2 separate regions of the Homo sapiens genome follow, and region 2 is linked to region 1. A link is an interaction called in ENCODE POLR2A ChIA-PET data of the cell type or tissue named here. Cell type or tissue: PC-9. All regions are shown on one strand. Links, peaks and the distances in the headings refer to the core of each region. The heading gives the core; the rest is flanking DNA. Region 1 holds the start of LOC124901277 (a long non-coding RNA gene). Region 2 has its middle 7.3 kb from the start of C6orf62.

Region 1 (4,401 bases), core at 166-4,165:
TGCCACCTGTTTTTATACAACCTGTGAGCTAAGAATGGTTTATATGTTTTCAAATGATTGGGCAGAAAATCAAAAGAAGAACAATATTTCATGACACCTGAAAATTCTATGAAATTCAGATTTCAGTGTCCATAAACAAAATGTTATTAGAGCATAGCCACACCCATTCATTTATGGTATTGTCTGGGACTGCTTTCTTGGCAGAGTTGAATAGTTGGGACAGGGACAGTATAGCCTGCAAAGCCTAAAAGATTTACTACTTGTCTCCTTAAAGAAAAAGTTTGCCAGCTCCTGATCTAGACCAAGAGGGAGATATTGACCTTACTTGCATTTATCCGGCATTATTTCAACACCTCCTGTGAAGAAAGTACTTTTCTGGCATAGCTACCGTGAGTTCTCAGCAGGAACTTCCCAGCGATGATAATGTACATGAAATTAGCCACGTAACAAGAGTCTATTTGCCTTGAAAAAACAATTATCCTTGAACTTCCTCCAGCTATGCAGGGATTCTCATTAAAGAGCTGATCTGCATCTGTTTATCCATTTTAGTAGCTTTTAAATATGATTTTATGTGAAGTGCCATTTCTTTATTCTACTAAAGAGAGACAGCAGAAATAAAGATCAGAAGCAAATGTGAGCAAATCTGTTTTACTGTTAACTTCAATTATGAACTTGAAATTGTGCCACATGACTTTTTCCTCTAAAAACTGGATCCTAGTGTTTTAATTACCTGTGTGCAGCTATTTTAAATAGCATTTTACTTGAATAATATGTATGTTGTCATTGTTTCATGCTATACTTTGTGGGATAAAACTTGGGAATGAGTGTGGTAAGAAATTTATAAAGTTTTGCTTTTAAAACGTGGACATAACTCATTTTTCTAGTTTTTGACAATTGTGTGTTTTAGTGTCTAGTCTGCAGAGAGCTGTGTGATTAATAAACGTGGAATTAACAGAATTTCCTCTCCCTGTATTAAGGTGTCTGGTTGTGCTTTTTTCCCCCTACTTGGTGATCTTTTGAGTTTTTATTGGATGATATTAGACCAGTTTGCATTTGTGTAAATAGCACTCCCTCCCCCAGAGAGCCGTAATCAGTGAGTGCCTTGGGGAAGGAGCCAGCATGTGAAATGATGTGCCCTAAAACCCAGAGAAGGGCCTGTCCATGGTGTGCGCTTATAGAATGTTTGCTAAGCTGAACTGAGAATTTACCTGGTTTGCAGAGGTGGCGGTCACAGAAAGGTGTATAGGCCAGCCGTCACAGATTGGCCTATCTCTCTCTCCTACACGCCCCACTGTTATGACTTCCTGGGCTCAAACAAGCCTCTCACCTCTGCCTCCTGAGTAGCTGGGACCACAGGCACCTGCTACCACACTCAGTTAATTTTTCTTTCATTTTTTGAACAGTCAGGGTCTCACTGTGTTGCCCAGACTGGTCTCAAACTCCTGGGTTCAAGCCACCCTCCCGCCTCAGCCTCCCAAAGTGCTGGGATTATGGGAGTGCACCATTGTAGCCAGCCCTCACCATAATTTAGAACACAGACAGCACTGCTGCCCAGTGGTTAGTGGACATTTTTGCAAATGTCGTCTCACATTTTACAATCACGTATTGCTCGACAACAGAGATATATTCTGAGAAATGCGTCATTAGGCAGTTTCGTCCTTGTACGAACACTGTAGAGTACTTACACAAACCTGGATGGTACAGCCTCCTACACAGCTAGGCTATACGGTCTAGCCTATTGCTCCTAGGGCTACAAACCTGCACAGCATGCTACTGTACTAAATACTGTAGGCAGTTGTAAGACAATGGCAAGTATTTATGTATATAAACATAGAAAAGGTACAGTAAAAATCAAGTATAAAAGATTTAAAAATTACACTTGTAAAAGGCACTTACCGTGAATGGAGCTTGCAGAACTGGAAGTTGCTCTGGGTGAGTCAGTGAGTGACAGTGAATGTGAAGGCCTAAGGTATGACTGCACACTACTCTAGACTTTACAAACACTCTACACTTAGGCTACACTACATTTATTAAATAATATTTTTCTTTCTTCAATAATAAATTACCCTTAGCTTACTGTAACTTTTTACTTTATAAATTTTTAAAATTTTTTAACTTTTTGACTCTTTTGTGATCACACTTAGCACTTAAAGCACAAACTAATTGCACAACTGTATAAAAATATATTCTTTTTTTATATCCTTGTTCCACAAGCTTTTTTATATTTTAAATTTTTTTAAACTTTTTTGTTAAAAACTAAGACACAATTACACACATTAGCCTAGGCCTACAAAGGGTCAGATTCATGGATATTTCTATCTCCCACCTCCTCATCTTGCCCCGCTGGAAGGTCTTCAGGGGCAATAACACGCAGGGACAGCTGGGCCCAGTGGCTCACGCCTGTAATCCTAGCACTTCAGGAGTCCAGGGCAGGCGGATCGCTTGAGCCCAGGAATTTAAGACCAGCCTGGGCAACACGGCGAAACCCTGTCTCTACAAAAAATACAAAAATTAGCCAGGTGTGGTGGCACGTGCCTGTCGTCCCAGCTACTCAGGAGGCTGAGGCAGGAGGATCGCTTGAACCCGGGAAGTCAAGGCTGCAGTGAGCCGTGACCGCACCACTGTACTCCAGCCTGGGTGACAAGGTGAGACCCTGACTCAAAAAAGAAAAAAACGTGGAGCTAGGATAACAAGACCTACCTGAGGTTCTTAGGAGATGTCATGCATCAGAAATATGTCCATGGTGGTTTGCTTGCTTTCCTTTTTCATCATAGATTTGCTTGTAAGCAGACAGTGCATAAAGAACATTCCTCTCTGTTAATGAAACCCTTTTGGTGTTGAGGGGCCCATGTTTTCAGAATTTTTAAGGCGCTTACTGAGGTCTGCAAAAACTTCTCAGCTCTTCACTGTGAATTTTCATGGGGATTCTTTTTCTTCTGCAGTTTTTTCTTCCTTGCCTCTTCTTGAGGTATGTGTTCCTGTTCCAGTTCCAACAACTCCTCATTAGTCAGTTCCTCAGGAACCACCTGTAGGAGCTCCTCAATGTCTTCTTCTTCCACCCCCAGGTTAAAATTGTTTGCCATCTCAACCACAGCCTTGTTGGTTTTTGCAACCTCCTTGTCCTTGGCAAATCCTTTGAAATCACGGATGAACCTCTTGAGTGTCTTCTTCCAGATGTCATTTATACGTTCCTTGGTAACATCACCCCAAGCCCAAGCAAGGGTCCTGATGGAGTCGTAGATGTAATCCTTTCAGAATTGCATCAGCGTCTTCTCCGTGTCTTCCTTTGTTGCAGTAATAACCTGAGCAAAGCTGCTCCTCCTCAGGCAGTGGGCCTTAAAAGCTGCTGTAACTCCTTTACCCATTGGTTGGTAATCCTTAATCTCTTGTTTCAAGATCAGTCACTTGATGTGGCCTCTTACTGGCAACAATAGCCGTGGATTTTCTATGACAAAGGGACCGTGATGAACAAAGCAACACGAGATTAATTGAAGCACAAGAGAAAATAATGCAATCAAGAGGCACAGTAAACAAGACACGTTTATACTGCTGGTATAACCCAGTATTTCTTTTGTTTTGTTTTGTTTTGTTTTTGAGACAGGGTCTCACTCTGTAATTTAGGCTGGAGTGCACCGGCACCATCACAGCTCACTGCAGCCTTGACCTCCTGGGCTCAAGAGATCCTCCTACCCCAGCCTCCTGAGTAGCTGAGACTACAGGCATTCGCCACCACACCCAGCTAACTTTTAAACATGTTTTTTATAGAGATGGAGTCTCACCATGTTGTCCAGGCTGGTCTCAAACTCCTGGGCTCAAGCAATCCTCCAGCCTCAGCCTCCCAAAGTGCTGGGGTTACAGGAGTGGGCTACTGCACCCAGCCACATACTGTTTTACAATAAACTGTTTTTAATAAGTAGAAGGAGTACACTGTAAAATAACAATGAAAAGTACAGTATAATAAATACGTAAACCAGTAGCATAGTCACTTATTATATACTGTACATAATTGTATGTGCTATACTCTTATACAACTGAGAATGCAGGTTTGTTTACACCAGCATCACCACAAACATGATTAATGCATTGGGCTGCATTGGACTTTATGATGGCTACGACATCACTAGGTGACAGGAACTTTTCAGCTCCATTATCTCATGGGTCCATAAATCATATATGCAGTCCATCACTGACAGAAATTTCACTATGCCAGGCATGACCGTATAAGCCTATGTGCTCTCTTCCTGCTGCAATAAAGTCTCAGTCCTGCAACTCTGGGTTCATCATCTTTAGGAGAATGGAGGTGATAATACTCTCCATGTAGGCTTCAAATAAAGGAAGCTTTGCTGCTTGCTAATCTCAACTCAACAAGAGAGGCTCTAGGGACCAATTAGTTGGAGAAAT
Region 2 (4,401 bases), core at 332-4,331, 190 kb after region 1:
TCCCCTGGAGGACGAAAACACTGCTAGCTCAATTTTCTCTGTAACTTGAAAGGGCTATAAAATAAGAAGGTAGTCGAAGGAATTAAAATTTTTAAAAGCCGTGACCAAACGTTTCTCAATGAAATTCAGATAAAAGTCAGAGAGCATTCACTTAAGATTTAGCTTCTTTAACTGTGGAGAAATGCATTTCATTGTGTTAGAAATGGCTTACTTAGGGTTAGGCTGCTTCAAACACAATAGGATTTGTGGAGTGATGATTTGATGGTGGCACCTTGGCTAAAAATATCTGCTTAACTTCCCTTTTGGAGTTTTAAATTATACCACTAGATACATTGAAATTTCCCTGGTTGAAATGCAGATATCACTGCAAAGGTTACATTTTAATGAAATAACACCTTATAGAGATTCTGTGCGAGCCTCCTTTCTGAAGAAACACAATGCAGGCCAGCTTGGGCGGGCTCCTGTGTTAACTTCCAATCTTTAAAGAAGGACAACCTCGGATAATCCCAGTCTCTGACATTTATAGCAAGTTAGGAAATGATTTCTCAAACCTGTGCTTGTGTAGCCTAAATAAATGACAATAAGATAAACAATAAAGTATTTAACAATTGGCCTTCACTTTTCTAAAAAGAGCCAGCCTTTTCTTTTACCTTTAAAACATACATTGTCTGTACACACATGCTCTTCTTTTACAGAAATCTAGTTTTCTCAACATGCTCAAGCATATTAGACTTCTCAGGGTTCTCAAACATCTTGTCCCTTCATTAGTGCTATGAAATTTGTCAGACATGGGCCTTGAATTTTGGCCATATTTATGATTAACAGTTCAATAAGCATGATAAACGTCTACAGCAGAACAAGTTTATGGTTAGACTCTACAGGTCTTGAGAACAAGTTCTATTGCTCTACAGTTTGATCCTGAAAGCAGCCACACCAAGGATCTTGTCTCCAGATTTCAACTCTACAGATTTATCATCTAAGATAATTATGATATTATGTGTTAATAAAATTTCATAATCCAATGGGGATTTTCACAATATGTACTCTAGCACATACAGACCTCGCATCTACAGCAGAGCTGCATGGTTATGAAACCAAAAGGGTATTAAGAGGAGAAACTATGTTTGTTTTGAGAGCTATTCTTACCCTTTTTAGGAGGATCAGGGGATAGCTTGGTAGTTTCTTCTTTAGTCTCACCCTTATTTCATGTTAGCCCAAACTATAGAGGTCAGTGCTTATTTGCAGGCTGATCGTTGAATATTTATTGAAGGCCTAAAACAAGTTGTAGGCTTGAAAAATGAGATTTGAGCCGGGTGCAGTGTCTCTAGCCTGTAATCCCAGCACTTTGGGAGACTGAGGCGGGTGGATCACCTGAGGTCAGGCATTCCAGACCAGCCTGGACAACATGGTGAAACCCTGCCTCTTTTAAAAATACAAAATTAGCCAGGTGTGATGGTGGACTCCTGTAATCCCAGCTACTCGGGGGCCTGAGGCAGGAGAATCTCTTGAACCCAGGAGGCGGAGGTTGCAGTGAGCCGAGATCGAGCCATTGCCCTCCAGCCTGGGCAACAAGAGCAAAACTCCGTCTCAAAATAAAAAAAAAGAAAGAAAAAGAAAAAAGAAAAATAAGATTTGGCCAGGTAGCAGCCATTGTCCTGGAGCTTGGGACAGGGTTAAGAACCAGAGGCATTTTCAAGTGAGTACGTCTATCCCACCATGTATTTTCTTTATTTATTAACTTCTTCTTTCCCCTGTTCCTTTTTTTTCTCTCGCCTGCCTTTCTTTTTTTCTTTTCCACTTCTCATGCTTTATGCCCACCAGCATTATCAGAAAATACTAATTAGACACCTTTTGTTTACACTTTGGGTTAAAGCTATACAGATTGCTGTCCAAACAAATCTGCTGGTACCATTTAATAAGGAATATTTTTTACCCATTATCTTTGCCTGTTAGTCTCAATTTGTTATCAAACACACTTCTATTTAGTTTTCCTTAACCCCGGGCTCTCACTGACTTTTGCTTCTTGACTACTTCCTAATTTCATTTCAAATATTTTTCTAGATTCCAGATGTCACTCCCACAATTCAAAATGCTCTTACTATTCCATTTAACGTGTCTAGGAAGGTTATAGTAGATAAATTGAAAAAGCAACCTTCTGACACTTTTGTTAGAACTCCATCATCATCCTTAGAAAGAAAATGTTAAAATATTATAGAGTTCGTGCCACTCTTCTTACCCTATTCCCACATACAAAGAAGGCAAATTTGAGCAATTAACATATGAAGGAAAGTTTAAATGTTTTAGAATTTTTTTCCTCCCTTCCCAGAACACATTCCATTCTCTATTCCACAAAGATTAGGTGTTGGAAAGGAATGGGAAAGATATATACATGTATAACAATTTTTTCCACAGGTAAGGTAATTCCACTTATCTAAAATCATGTAAGTATACTATAATTATGGACGTCCATTAATTCTTTGTCCAGTAATAAGACATGTTAGTATATATATAAGCCTATGTGCAAATATATACATATATAAGCATACACAGTACCAGTACACTTTTCGTTTGAACACTGCATGTTATCTGTTTGTAACAAATTGCCCTAAAATTTTGCAGCTTAAAATACCAAACATTTATTATCTCATATTAATTGTGGATCAGGAATTCGGGAGCAGCTTTACTGGGCAATTTGTCGTCAGAGTTCTTCATGAGGTTGCAGTCAGGATTTTGGCCAAGGCACCAGTCATCTGAAGGCTTGACTCAAATGACTGTTGGCAGGAGGCCTCAGTTTCTCACCATGTGGGCTTCACAACATAGTAGCTGGCTTCCCTCAAAGTAAGTGATCTTGGAGAGAGGGAGATAGAAGCCATAATGTCTTTGATGACCTGGGCAAAGAAGCAATATTCCGTTGTTTCCATATTGGTTATACAAGTCAGCTCTACTCAGTGTAAGAAGAGACTGCACAAGAGTGTGAGTATCAAGAGGCAGGGATCACTAGAGCCATCTTAGATACTGGCTACTATAAACATCTTTTATGTTATGTACAAAATAAAAAGTAGCCATCTAAAGGTTTTTACCAGAGACCTCTAGGTCTATCATAGTCAGCACAGATCAGGTTAGAGGTCAGCAAACTTTCTTAAATGGTAAAAGTAAATATTTTAGGCTTGCAGCCCATACAATCTCTGTTTCAACTACTTACCTGGGTGGCAGCATGGAAGTAGCCATAGATAATACATAAACAAATACATGTGCCTGTGTTCCAACAAAACTGTATAAAAACAGGCAGCTTGCCTGCAGGTTGCAGGTTGCCCTGGACTAAATTATACTGAAATAAAACCCCCAAAATCTCAGCGGCTTAAACTACAAAGCTTTGTTATTCACTCACGATGAGTGAGTTATAGGCTTTCAGGAATTCAGAATTATGGAGAATCACATGTTTCCACGATCCCTGAAGCAGAAAACAGAGACGAGACAAATCCCACACTGGCTTTTAAAGCTTCCACCTGGAAGTGATATCAATCTCACTCTAATTTCTTTGGCCAAAGCAAGTTACATGACTACCCCTAACTTCATGAGATCAAGGAAATACAAATACAAGCCTACCAAGTGCCCAAAGAGGTGGTGAAGCAGATATATTTGGTGATATGAACACTAGAAGCATACTATTTACCATTCTTTTGCTCTTGGTTTACCTTTAAACCTTTAGTTGAAGCTGACACTGTTAGCAACGTTAGGAGAACTCACTCACTATGGAAACGCCAGACTATAAAGTCTATTTTTAGTCACATTTTGCTTTTGCTTTTCCCCAAACCACTCTTGTCCTACCTGCTTCAACTCTTCTGGATGTATCTATTGTCATTGCTTTCAGCAGACAATGTTTATGCTATAAAACTTAAGTTTTTGCTTAATGTAGAATAATTAGCAATTTTTTTTTTCTGCCTGAAATGGAGCTTCACTACTCAGCTTCCAATTCAAAGACAGCCTTCCTAATGTTTCCAGAAAAAAGAAATATAAGCAGTTAGTTATCTACCTCCTCTTCTACAACAGTAGAGAAGTTAATCAATTACAAATATTTGTTGAATACCTACTATATAATCACACTGTGCTGTGTGTTTTGAAGGCTACAGAAAAATAAACACTTGTTCCCAAAGAGTTTTAGGTAGTTACCAAAATAATAATAAACATCTAAAAAGAGTGAGTAATACTAGACTGTATAATTAAGAACTGAAATGTGATTGACAGGCATTGAGCAGGATAACAGTAAGATAAGTAGGAGGTCAATGAAAGCTGAGTTAGATGAGATTCACAAAGGAAGCGTACTCAAGTTTTGAAAGTTGGTAAGAATTTTGCTGGATTTAAGTGGAAGAAGAGAGGGAAGAGAAGAATGAAATTTCTGAA

What was found. Peaks named below come from ENCODE experiments on the same cell type or tissue, not always from the same donor. Only the 100,000 strongest peaks of a DNase experiment are listed, where the experiment ranks them.
Region 2: POLR2A ChIA-PET joins it to region 1 with 7 read pairs; 6 of 35 experiments call an interaction of 5 or more read pairs at or near these places.

What each region holds. Positions count from the first base shown.
Region 1 is chr6:24,536,236-24,540,636 of GRCh38, forward strand. It overlaps ALDH5A1 (aldehyde dehydrogenase 5 family member A1), which reads left to right. Exons shown (of 10, transcript NM_001080.3): 10 at 1-972. LOC124901277 (a long non-coding RNA gene) reads right to left here and starts at 3,817. Exons shown (of 2, transcript XR_007059507.1): 1 at 3,780-3,817; 2 at 1-3,445. It also overlaps a transcript of KIAA0319 not described here. RefSeq lists an enhancer at 2,332-3,531. In PC-9, for the core only: no CTCF peak of the experiment used is centred there; a DNase peak (open chromatin) is centred at 1,946.
Region 2 is chr6:24,724,297-24,728,697 of GRCh38, forward strand. No RefSeq gene overlaps it. Among named protein-coding and RNA genes, the nearest start is that of C6orf62, 7.3 kb to the left of the region's middle. In PC-9, for the core only: no CTCF peak of the experiment used is centred there; no DNase peak of the experiment used is centred there.